2 separate regions of the Homo sapiens genome follow, and region 1 is linked to region 2. A link is a loop called in an ENCODE intact Hi-C map of the cell type or tissue named here. Cell type or tissue: tibial artery. All regions are shown on one strand.

Region 1 (5,000 bases), 100 kb after region 2:
CCAAAGGAGCCCACTCAGCCATGCTGGCACATCTGAAAGGTCAACATCCCCGGGCAGCCAGTTGCAGTGGCTCACGCCTGTAATCCCAACATTTTGGGAGGCTGGGGTGGGTGGAACACCTGAGGTCAGGAGTTCGAGACCAGCCTGACCAACATGGTGAAACGCCGTCTCTACTAAAAATACAAAAATTAGCTGGGAGTGGGGGAGGGCACCTGTAATCCCAGCTACTTGGGAGGCTGAGGCAGGAGAATCGCTTGAACCCGGGAGGCAGAGGTTGCAGTGAGCCGAGATCACACCACTGCACTCCAGCCTGGGCAACAAAGCAAGACTCTTATCTAACAAAAAAAAAAAAAAAAAGCCATCCCCTTGGCAGCCATGGGCCAATGAAGGGGCCTGAAGGAACAGCTGGAGAAATGTTCCCATGTTTGTTATCTAGGATGTAAAAATTCTCAGGCACATTCCAGAAGGTTCTTCAGAGCGTCCCCAGTTGCTCGCAGCTGTAACTGGTTGGACAATACATTCTTGGACTGGCTTCTTCTCCTCTTCTTTCTGTTTCACTTTTTTCAGTCTGCCCACCGTGGGATCACTTCCCAAAATAAAATACCTGCATGAAAGCCATTGACCTAGGATCTAGTTGTGGGGCTGGGGTGGGAAGGGGAAAGTGGAACAAGCTAAGACAGGCAATTAACCCCATCTTAAGGTTGTCAGGAAGAATTCCTGGAGGAAGTGACTCCTGAAGCCTGTGTAGGGGTGGGCTAAGTGAAGAAGGAGGATGCCCAGGGCTTCCCAATCCCAGCCAAGGGTCAGACACCAAGAGCAAAGCCATAGCTGTGACAGACAACACTGTGTCTCCTGTGACCTGTGCACGGTTCACCCAGGTGTGGGGGGCCGTGGTGAGAGGTAACACTGGAGAAAAGGGCATGACTAGGTCTTGAGGACCTTGAGTGCACGCCGTGGATATTATTGTGGAAGCAAAGGGGAACCATGGAAATAATCATAAAAAGTCACAGCCTCCCCATACAAGACATGCATCTGTGTCTGCCTTATACAGCACTAACTAAGCGCCATGCACCATTTAAAGTACTACAATCCTCATGGAAGCTAGCTAAGGGGCTACTAGTGTCTTCCTCATATCTAGATGAGGAAACTGAGGCACAGGTAGATGAGATCACCTGCTTGTAGACACGCTGCTAATAAGTGGTGGAGATAGGCTGCTCTCAGCCCTGCAACTGCACTGTCTCACTCAGCCACAGAGGGACAGAGAGTTTTGTGCCTCTCTCCTCTCACTCTGTGCTCCTTTCCTGGGTAAGAGCTCCTCCACTCAGGGCAATTTTGCCTTCAGGGAATGGTTAACAAACTCTGGAGACATTTTTGGTCACAACTAGGGGAGGAGAGTGCTGCTGGCATCTAGTGGGTAGAGGCCAGGGATGCTGCTCAACATCTTACCATGCACAGGACAGCCCCCATGGCCAAGAATTATCCAGCCCCCAATGCCAATCATGCTGAGGCTGACAAACCCTGCTCTGGGGAATGCATTGGCACCCAAGCTCCCCTTCCTGTCTATCTCCTCTTCCACTGGCTGAGAACTGGGTGATGATGAAAGCTACAGACCAGGGGAAAGAGAAGAGGAGGAGGCAGGAGGTAGCTTACTGGCCAGAGGAGATGGCACCCCACATTGTGGGACTTGATGCTTTCACAATACTGGTGGTGGTCACGGCAGGGTACGTCCTCTGTTAATGAGTTAACCTCTCTTAATGAACCAACACGAGGGGTGGGTTAATGAACGCAAGATTTCTATGCTGGTACTGTGTAGGTGGCAGGTGGGAGAGAGGTCTGGGACACCAAAACATTGAGTGGAACAGGACATTTTGAATTTTTGGAAACAGAACTTGAGTGGAAATTCCACCATGGGGCCTTCAGAAATAGAAAACCCAGAGCCAGAAGGCTAGATCCCAGTGCAGACTTCCAGCTCGAGGAACAAAAAAACCTCCAATTGACTTTTTGTGAAGCTGACATTTTTGACATTTACAGCAAGGCAAAGACAACCAACCAGAGCCTGGGGTGGGTACTGTAGAGTATTAGACCAGGCAAAGTGAAAAGGGGTCAGTGGGGTTAAGGTCATGCCCTCAGCTGACAAGGAAGCTGCATGAGCCCTGCCATTTCTCCTGCAAGTGCCCTGAAATTTTTCTTCTGCTAATTCTTATTACATAGGGGGGAAAATATGATGGGTTCCTGGAGAACCCATCTTGGGAGTGAGTACCTGCACCCCACTCTGTGGCTGTTCCTGGTGTGACCGGACTCTGAGATGAGCCTGCAAACCCCTGCCCCAGCCACCTGCACCACTCACCTCCACGGCAGCAGGGTGGGGGGGTGGTCCTGGCAGCCACGGGGCCAGCACTCGCTGGCCCTCATATTCACAGTCCCAGAGCCCCAGTTCTTATCAACAAATCCATGATCCTATGGCCTGTCTTCATTGCCCATAAGCCACCCAAATATCCTGAACATCCCACCATAGCGACATCATCTCTCAGACTTCCATGCATTCCCAGAAATGGCTCCAAGTCAGACCACACAGGCTACTTTTTGTTACTACATTGACACTGGTTCCTGTAATCCCTGTGGTCCAGTGGTCTAGCCATAGGGCTCCCCAGGCCTCGAGGTTCATGCTAACGGAAAGCTTGTCTACTCAGGAACCTCTGTGAGACCTGTTGGGAGTCAGCCTAGAGTTAAGCTCCTCTTATACTGGCTCTGCTCCTTTCCATGCTAAGCCCATCTTTGCCCTTCTCCCACAACTTGCTCAGGGTGGACCTGCAAATAAGACTGGTGCACATCCAAGATGCTGACTTGGGTGTGGTCCAGGTGAGCAGGCTCACCATGATAAAAAAAGCCACATCTCTACCTGGCCTCTCTCTTGTACCTCTTGCTGCAGGCTGAAAGAGGCTGTGGCCCCTTGGGATTGGTCACTTCTTTCTCAAGCATCCTGTTTTCTGCATCCTCGGGTCTGGCCTGAACTTGCGTGTGCCTCTCCTGTGGCCATCTCTCCTCCTGTAGCGATGGCAGTGTGCTGATTAGCCAAGTATCAGACATGTAACTAATGGCCCCTTCATAGATAGTTTATTTCTTTCTTGTATTACAGCTGGAATATAGGAAGTCTGGAGATCTTACAGGGGGTTTCCTTCCATCAAGGCTCTTTCAATCTTTTCATTTCACCATGCATGGCCGCTACTCCTAAGACAACCTCAAGGTCCCACGGTCCCATATGGCTGCTACAGCACCAGCCATCATGCCTGAATACCAGGTTGCAGGAGGGAAGGAGAGCTGAAGAGGGAGCAAAGGGTATGAGTCCAGTGTCTTTTAAAGAAGGTACTAGAGGTGGTCACTTCCATTTGCATGTCGTTGACAAGAACTTAGTCAAGCATCAAAGGAAGCTGTGAAATGTGATCTTTCATTTGGGCGGGCAGATAACAATTAGGGTTGTATTAGCAAGGAAACAAAGGAGAAACAGTATTAGGAGACAAATAACAGCCTCTGATATAGTGGGCAGCTTGAGCCAGGGTCTGCCCCCACGGAGCCTGCCAACTTTCTCCCTATGCACAGCTGAGTACATATTAGCACCAAAATTTGACTTCCAAGGTGAGGGAAGTAGGAGGTCTCACTGAGGTCTCCTTGCCTAAGCTCTTTGTTCCCAACAGCCTTTCCTTTTCTGAGGTTCCAGATGCTGCTCCATCACCAACCAGGAGAAATGGCTCAACCACTCCCAGCCCTAGCTTGCACACCTGAAGTGGAAGAGTAAGCTACTGTGTTCACCTGGTCATTGGGAGAGGCTTGGAGGTCAGCGTTTGTAACACTAGGATATGGTGGCATTTTCGCATTTTTTCCCTCCTCCTCAATGCCGCTGAGACCAGCCTTCATCCCCTTCATGATGAAGTTTCATGACTGTTTATCTAAAGGTAAAGGCCCTGCATGTGCCAGAACTATTGCTTAGACTCTCAAGCAGGGACACTGGGACCCCCTTCTCCTCCTCACCTCATGGAAGGAGGCTTTAACATGCAAGATCTATGAAAGTATCCAGCTCTTGGTGTAAGTAAAACAAAACAGATCATCCCACTCATGGTAGGACGCTTTGCAGGTAATTGCCAACCCTGGAAATTCACACCCACCCATCAACATTCAGCACAAATGTCCTCTCCCTCCCCTTCTCCCTTGCTTGAACTAGTTAGAACTCCCACTTCCTCTGATGGCATTTTGTACATTCATTTATTCCAGCACTTGCCTCACTGTTTGTGGACAGCTCTTCAATTTATCTAACCACCCATTTATCCATCCATCCATCCATCCAATCAGCAAGTATTTACTAAGCACCAGATACTACTGGGGAGACAGAGTCAAACAAGGGCACTGTCTTGACTTCCATGGACCCCCACCCCAGCCCATAGAAAGCAACATCCATGAGGTGGAGGCATTTCAAGGAAGAAGAATGGGCTTGCCAAGAGGGGCACTGACCTCAGTCTTCTGAGTGCACTGGGAAGATCCTCCAGGGCAGCTGGGCTTCCGGCTCCAAGAGCCTAGCCATGAGGCAAGCAGGGGAGATGGGCCTGCCCAGGGAGAGAGTGGCAGGAGTGGACATATGGGAGGACATATGGTGTGGCACAAGGCAGCTGCTTCATACACAGTCATCATCACTGAGTGGAACGGTGAGTTCAATAGGGTGATAACAGTAATATCACGTATTATTGAGAAAAAGTATTGATTACATGCCAGGCACTGTAATACATGCCATGAACCATTGTTTCACTGAATCCTCTGAACAGTCTTGTGAGAAGAGAACTGTTATCTCTGCTTTACAGATGAGGAAACAGTTTAGCACTTTTGAGGAATGTGTCAGGGCCACACAGCTAGTGAAAGGCAGATCTCAGCCCAGAAGCTACTGACTCTGCAGCCCTTGCTGTCACTCCTGGGCTGCACCCCCAACCACCAAGGAGTCCATCATGGAGAGGAGG
Region 2 (5,000 bases):
CAGGTATGAGATGATGGAAGAAAAGTTAAGTGCAAGATTTTATAACAGGAGTCTGATAAATGCCAGAGACACTTGTGTGAACTAGTGTAGCCTGGGGAGGTTTCTTGGAGGAGGTACAGCATGATCGATCTAAAGGGTAAATAGGACATAATTATTTGAAAAAAGGAGACATGCATTTCAGGTTGAAGGGAGAGGAAGACAACATCTTAACCAACAAGACAATGTCCCCAGTGCCCCTGTGACACATCCACATGCCATGCCCTCATTGCTAACCTGGGACATTGCTGAGGAGGGGACCCTGTTAGAAGGCTGAGCTTCTTGCGCCAAAGGAGCAGATGTGGGCTCTTCTTTGCAATGGGTTTGTTGTTTCCTGCTTTCAGCAGGCCTGCGTCCTCCAGCCCCATTAGGATGTGGGCTGGCTCCACCTCTGTAGGCTGGATGTGGGATGGGAGGCTGACCTGGCCCTCATGGAGGACCCTGGCTCCAATCCTCATGGCTCTGCAGGCTGTGAGCTCCTCTGCTGAGGAGATGGGGGTGTTGAATTCCCTAATGGTTCCCTAGAAAGGGACTGTTGCATACAGGTGAGCCAAGAACAGGCAGAGGACCCCTTTCCCCAAGTGATCAGCCAGGCTTGAGGTCTCTCAGTGGAAGCCTGGAGCTGGGGCTGCTGGGAATGGCCGTCTTTTCTTGAGTTGCTCACCTGTGAGGGCCGTCTGTCTGCCAGACTGCTCCTCATACTTCTGTCTGACCACTCATCTCTGGCATTCCCAGCTCTGTGAACTCAGGGCTCTGTTGGAACACTGGGTGATGGGACCCACGCAGGGGCCTTCCCTGTTGGCTGCCAAACTCACACTGAGGTCAGAGAAGGAGGCTCTGTGTGGCCATGCGAGTCTCCCCACTTCCCTCTCTTAACTCGCTTTCCCACTCTGACTTCCTTCCTTTCCAGAACTACAGTCTGAGGCAGCAAGAAGGACCCCTAAAGGTCACTAAGAGTACATAGAGATGGAGAAACTGAGGCTGAGAGAAGCGAGGAGACTCTCCCAAGACTCCAGGATGCATCAGCCAAGGAGCAGAGACCAGTGCCCTGATGTCCGACCTGTTTTCTGTCCACTACGGCATGGGGTCCTGGCCTCACTATCTGTCCATGGGCTCTTTCTCTCCATTAGAGGTGAAGCCCTGGGGACAGGATCTGCACTTTCTACAGAACCCACAGAAGCCATGCAGAAGCCAGGCCTTTCTCCCCCGCTTCCCCTTCCTCTGCCTCCGCCTCTGCTCTCCCTGGCTCTGAGTGCCGCGGACCCTCCTGCCCCTCCTGCCTTCTGCTTGCTGGCCTGGCCTGGCTCTGCCAGGCCCTCTTTCAGCACCTGCACCCCTGCAGCTTTCAACTGTTGGCCAAGTGTTGTGCTGTCACCAAGTTCGAAACGTGGCTACACTATTTTCTCTGGTTCTTTCTCTTTGGGCTGAGCCAAAAATAAAAAGCAGTCACACCCAAGGTTCAAGTTAAACGCATGTACTTACTTCCCAGTTTCCTTCTCCTTGACATACATGGTATGAGGAAGAGGGCCAGAGTGCACCCCAATCTCACCCACCCTGCAGGAGACCACACAAGCCAACTGAGGGGGCCTGCCACCCAGGTAGAATTGCAGGACAGCTTCTTCTGGCCCAGGGAGAGCCACCTGCTCTGTCATCGGGCCCAGGAGCAGGAGTAGTACAGCTGACTGACTTCCCACATGTCCAGGATAGGAGACATGCACTCCCTTTTCTTATGAGCTAACCAGACTCAGTGTAGCTGCAGTTTCTGTTGGTGCCACCAGATATACTCGGCTACTTTTTCTCCACTTCTTCCCAAGAAATCACACTTACTCAAGTTTTAGCCAAGAGAGCCATTATCATAACACAAATATTTTAGAATGATAAGCCTAGAAAGTTCTACTAAAAGTTTTGACGATGGGTGCCCATCTGAAAGGATTGTCATTATGTGACACATTGAGTCTGGAATCCCTGGCCCAATAAGGTGAGACCTGGGCCGTTCCCCAGCTGACCACTATCCAAAGTCCAACTTCCACAGCTTGGCGTGGCTCCGATGGACAGTAGCGTGAAGAGGGTGGATTGAAAATTTCGTGCGGAGCAACTGACTGGAAAACGTACTTAGTGTCTCTTTTTTCGTGGTGATGGCTACAGATGTGCCGGAAAGTGCTGGAAACATTCTTCCCTTTCTCTGCCTTCACCAAGGAGGAAACGGTGCAGTGTTTCTTAAAACTGAAGAACTTCTCCCCAGGGGATTTAATTTTTTTTTTTTTTTATGTTTCTGAGAAAGATAGTATAATTTTCTAGCCCCTAAAGAAGGCTTTTTAGTTTACAGGAGGAGGACTATCAGGAAGGTGAGTGCAGGTGATGTGGGGGAACATGCAGGTGGAGACTTTGAGGCAGAAGAGAGGAGGAGCAGGGACCCTAGGCTGAGCTGGGCAAATGCCACCAGCACTAGAGGCTGGGGTGGGGTGAACGGCTCCCCGGTATCTGAGGCTGTCGACAAGCCTTGCATTCTAAAGACGTTAGCAACAGGGCATGCCCCACCAGCAAGGAGCATCTTCCCTGTATCTGAGGCTGTCGACACACCTTGCACCCCAAAGAGGTTAGCGATGGGGAAATGCCAGCGGCAAAGATGTCTCTCCAGTATCTGAGGCTGTTGGCACATCTTGCACCCCAAACACATTAGCAGAGTGGGCTACATGCACATGGGCCTTGTGAGAGGGGGTGTTTGTTTAAAGGCCAAGGAAAGACCAGTGTTTGGAAACTAGAAGTACACAGATGGAAAAAGAGTAGTAGCCGTAGGCTGGGTGGATGGATGGTGGGGGAACTGAACCACTTTCACAGAAGCCAAAGACCAAGCCCACAGGGACCCTGTGAGCCTTCCCAGGCTTCTAGTTGCCCCAGTGATGCTAGCACAAAGCCAGCTGGGCTATACTGGGAGTGCCCGACATTCTATTCCAGTATTTCAGTTGGGACTCTTTCTCTTTTATTTTAAAAAAATTACCTATTTTTAAAAAAATCAACAATTACTGAATTCACTCAGTTTTAGGCCACATGTTTAACACCCAGAGTAGGGAAATGAATCAGACACAGGCCCGTGGGCCCTAGTGGGGTTTGAGCTCTATCAGGGGCGGTAGTTCAGAAAGAAAAGCTGGCAGCAGACTGTGACACAGATGGCAGGAGTGAGGGAGGACGTGGGGAGCACAAACAGGGGCGGCCCATTCTTGGTGGGGTGGAGTCAGGCATGGGTTTGGGAAAAGGTGTCTCCCAGACCAAGGGCCTCTCTGACTAGAGGCTGGGGTGGGGTGAGCGGCTTCAACACACCCCGCATTCTCAGCATTTGGCTTTTTAAAGAGACTTTCTCATCTATTTCCCCAAGTGATTCTCACAATAACTGTGGTTTCTGATCTTATTCGCCAACACTCTCATCCTCCCCAGCTGTATAAACATTTGGGCGAAGTGACTGGGTATAAGCAATTATTCTGGAAGCCCAGTGCATGGCCCGCAGAGGGGCAAGTGTGTGCATTTGAATGATGTGTGCCCCCTCATGTGAGAGTTGGGCCCCGAGCAAGCAGCTCAGGGAAGCACCCAGGCTCCTGGAGGACCCATTGCTCAGTAACAGTATCAGCCTCACAAACAAACAACATCACCCTAAGTGATCCCTCCAGATGTGCTCAAAGCAATCTCCCAGTAAATAACTGTGTCCAGCCCAACAGGGTGGGGACGGATTTAGCAGGAAAAGGCTGCTCAGAAGAGAGAGGTTTCCTCCCTTTGAGAAGTTTCTCTCATCTCCTGCTAGCTAACCCTTTGGCATGAGATGGAAGGTGGGCCGGCTAGGCCTGGAACAGTAGGCTAGGGGATACTGAGGATGGTGCAGGGCTCTGTGAGCCTGGGTCCCGCTCAGGAATCCAGGTGTGGGGCTGGGGCTATCAGGAACCTCTTGTTACTAATCAGTGCGGATAAAGACTTCAAGAAAAGGGAAACCAACATTCTTTGAGCATTTTCATTAGGCTCTTTGGCACCTGTGCACTGAGTGTGACGTGGGTGTTATGATTCCTCACTTACCTGAGAGAAAACTGAGGCTCAGAGAAGACTGAGGCTTACAGCACCACACAGCTGTGAGGAATCAGAGTTGATAATTGAACCTGGATGTGTTTGAGCCCTAGGCCAGCCCCTTCTGCACTTGATCATACTTCCTGTCATGAGTGGGTTCTGTCCAAGGACTTGGATGGTGCAAGGGAGGTCCCATCTGAGGGTGCAAACATTAAATCAACATTCACTCTGGGGGTCATGCAAGTGCAGGACCTGCGTCTCAGGGAGGGGGCCTTCTTCCATGAAGTCCCTGGGCCTCTTCTTGCCTCAGCTTGGGAGGCAGCTCTGGGCCTCCCTCTGCCCAGGCTTCACCTCCATGGGTTCTCCTTCTATCCTTTGGCTGTTGCAGCCTCTTTTCCAGAGACCATGAAAAGGGATTGTGAAAGCGACCATGACACTGAGAACACAAGATGATTCATCTGTATCTTTTTCTACATCAGATGAAGTCCAGTTGACATCCCTGCCCACCTGGACTCATGAGAAGTTAGTGTCTGTCCCCTTGGAGCTCCCCCTGCAATTCTCTGATTCATCTGATTCATGGGAGACCCCCATGCTTATGCAATGAAATAAATTAAATGCGGTCCCATTTCCTCCTCTTTATTAATTTATTATTGCATCTGCTAGGACTCTTTCCCATGCCTGCACAGTTCTTTCAGAAAAGGCCAAATCTGCTGGTACCCGCCACCTCACTTCCACTCGTATGTCTCCTGACTCCCTGGATGAAGCGAATATTGAAGGGCCTCTCTTCAGCTCCATTTATATGTTTCTATACCAAACTGAGCTTGTTTGAGAAGAAGTGATGGAGCTGTGGTCTTCACGCAGGTGTCCATGACTCCCTCCTCAAGTCACTAAAGACTTCAGCTCCCTGATGGTGGCCA

The links. Hi-C counts contacts between places; a loop is a spot of excess contacts. Peaks named below come from ENCODE experiments on the same cell type or tissue, not always from the same donor. Only the 100,000 strongest peaks of a DNase experiment are listed, where the experiment ranks them.
Region 1: a loop joins it to region 2, with 27 times the contacts of the local background. A loop is called at or near these places in 1 of 110 quality-filtered maps.

What each region holds. Positions count from the first base shown.
Region 1 is chr10:78,732,595-78,737,594 of GRCh38, forward strand. All of the region lies in intron 1 of LOC105378379 (a long non-coding RNA gene), which reads right to left. Among named protein-coding and RNA genes, the nearest start is that of ZMIZ1-AS1, 330 kb to the right of the region's middle. RefSeq lists an enhancer at 1-469. In tibial artery, no CTCF peak of the experiment used is centred here; DNase peaks (open chromatin) are centred at 2,907 and 4,957.
Region 2 is chr10:78,627,920-78,632,919 of GRCh38, forward strand. LOC105378379 (a long non-coding RNA gene) reads right to left here. Exons shown (of 5, transcript XR_946100.2): 5 at 4,601-5,000. Among named protein-coding and RNA genes, the nearest start is that of LINC00595, 360 kb to the left of the region's middle. In tibial artery, no CTCF peak of the experiment used is centred here; no DNase peak of the experiment used is centred here.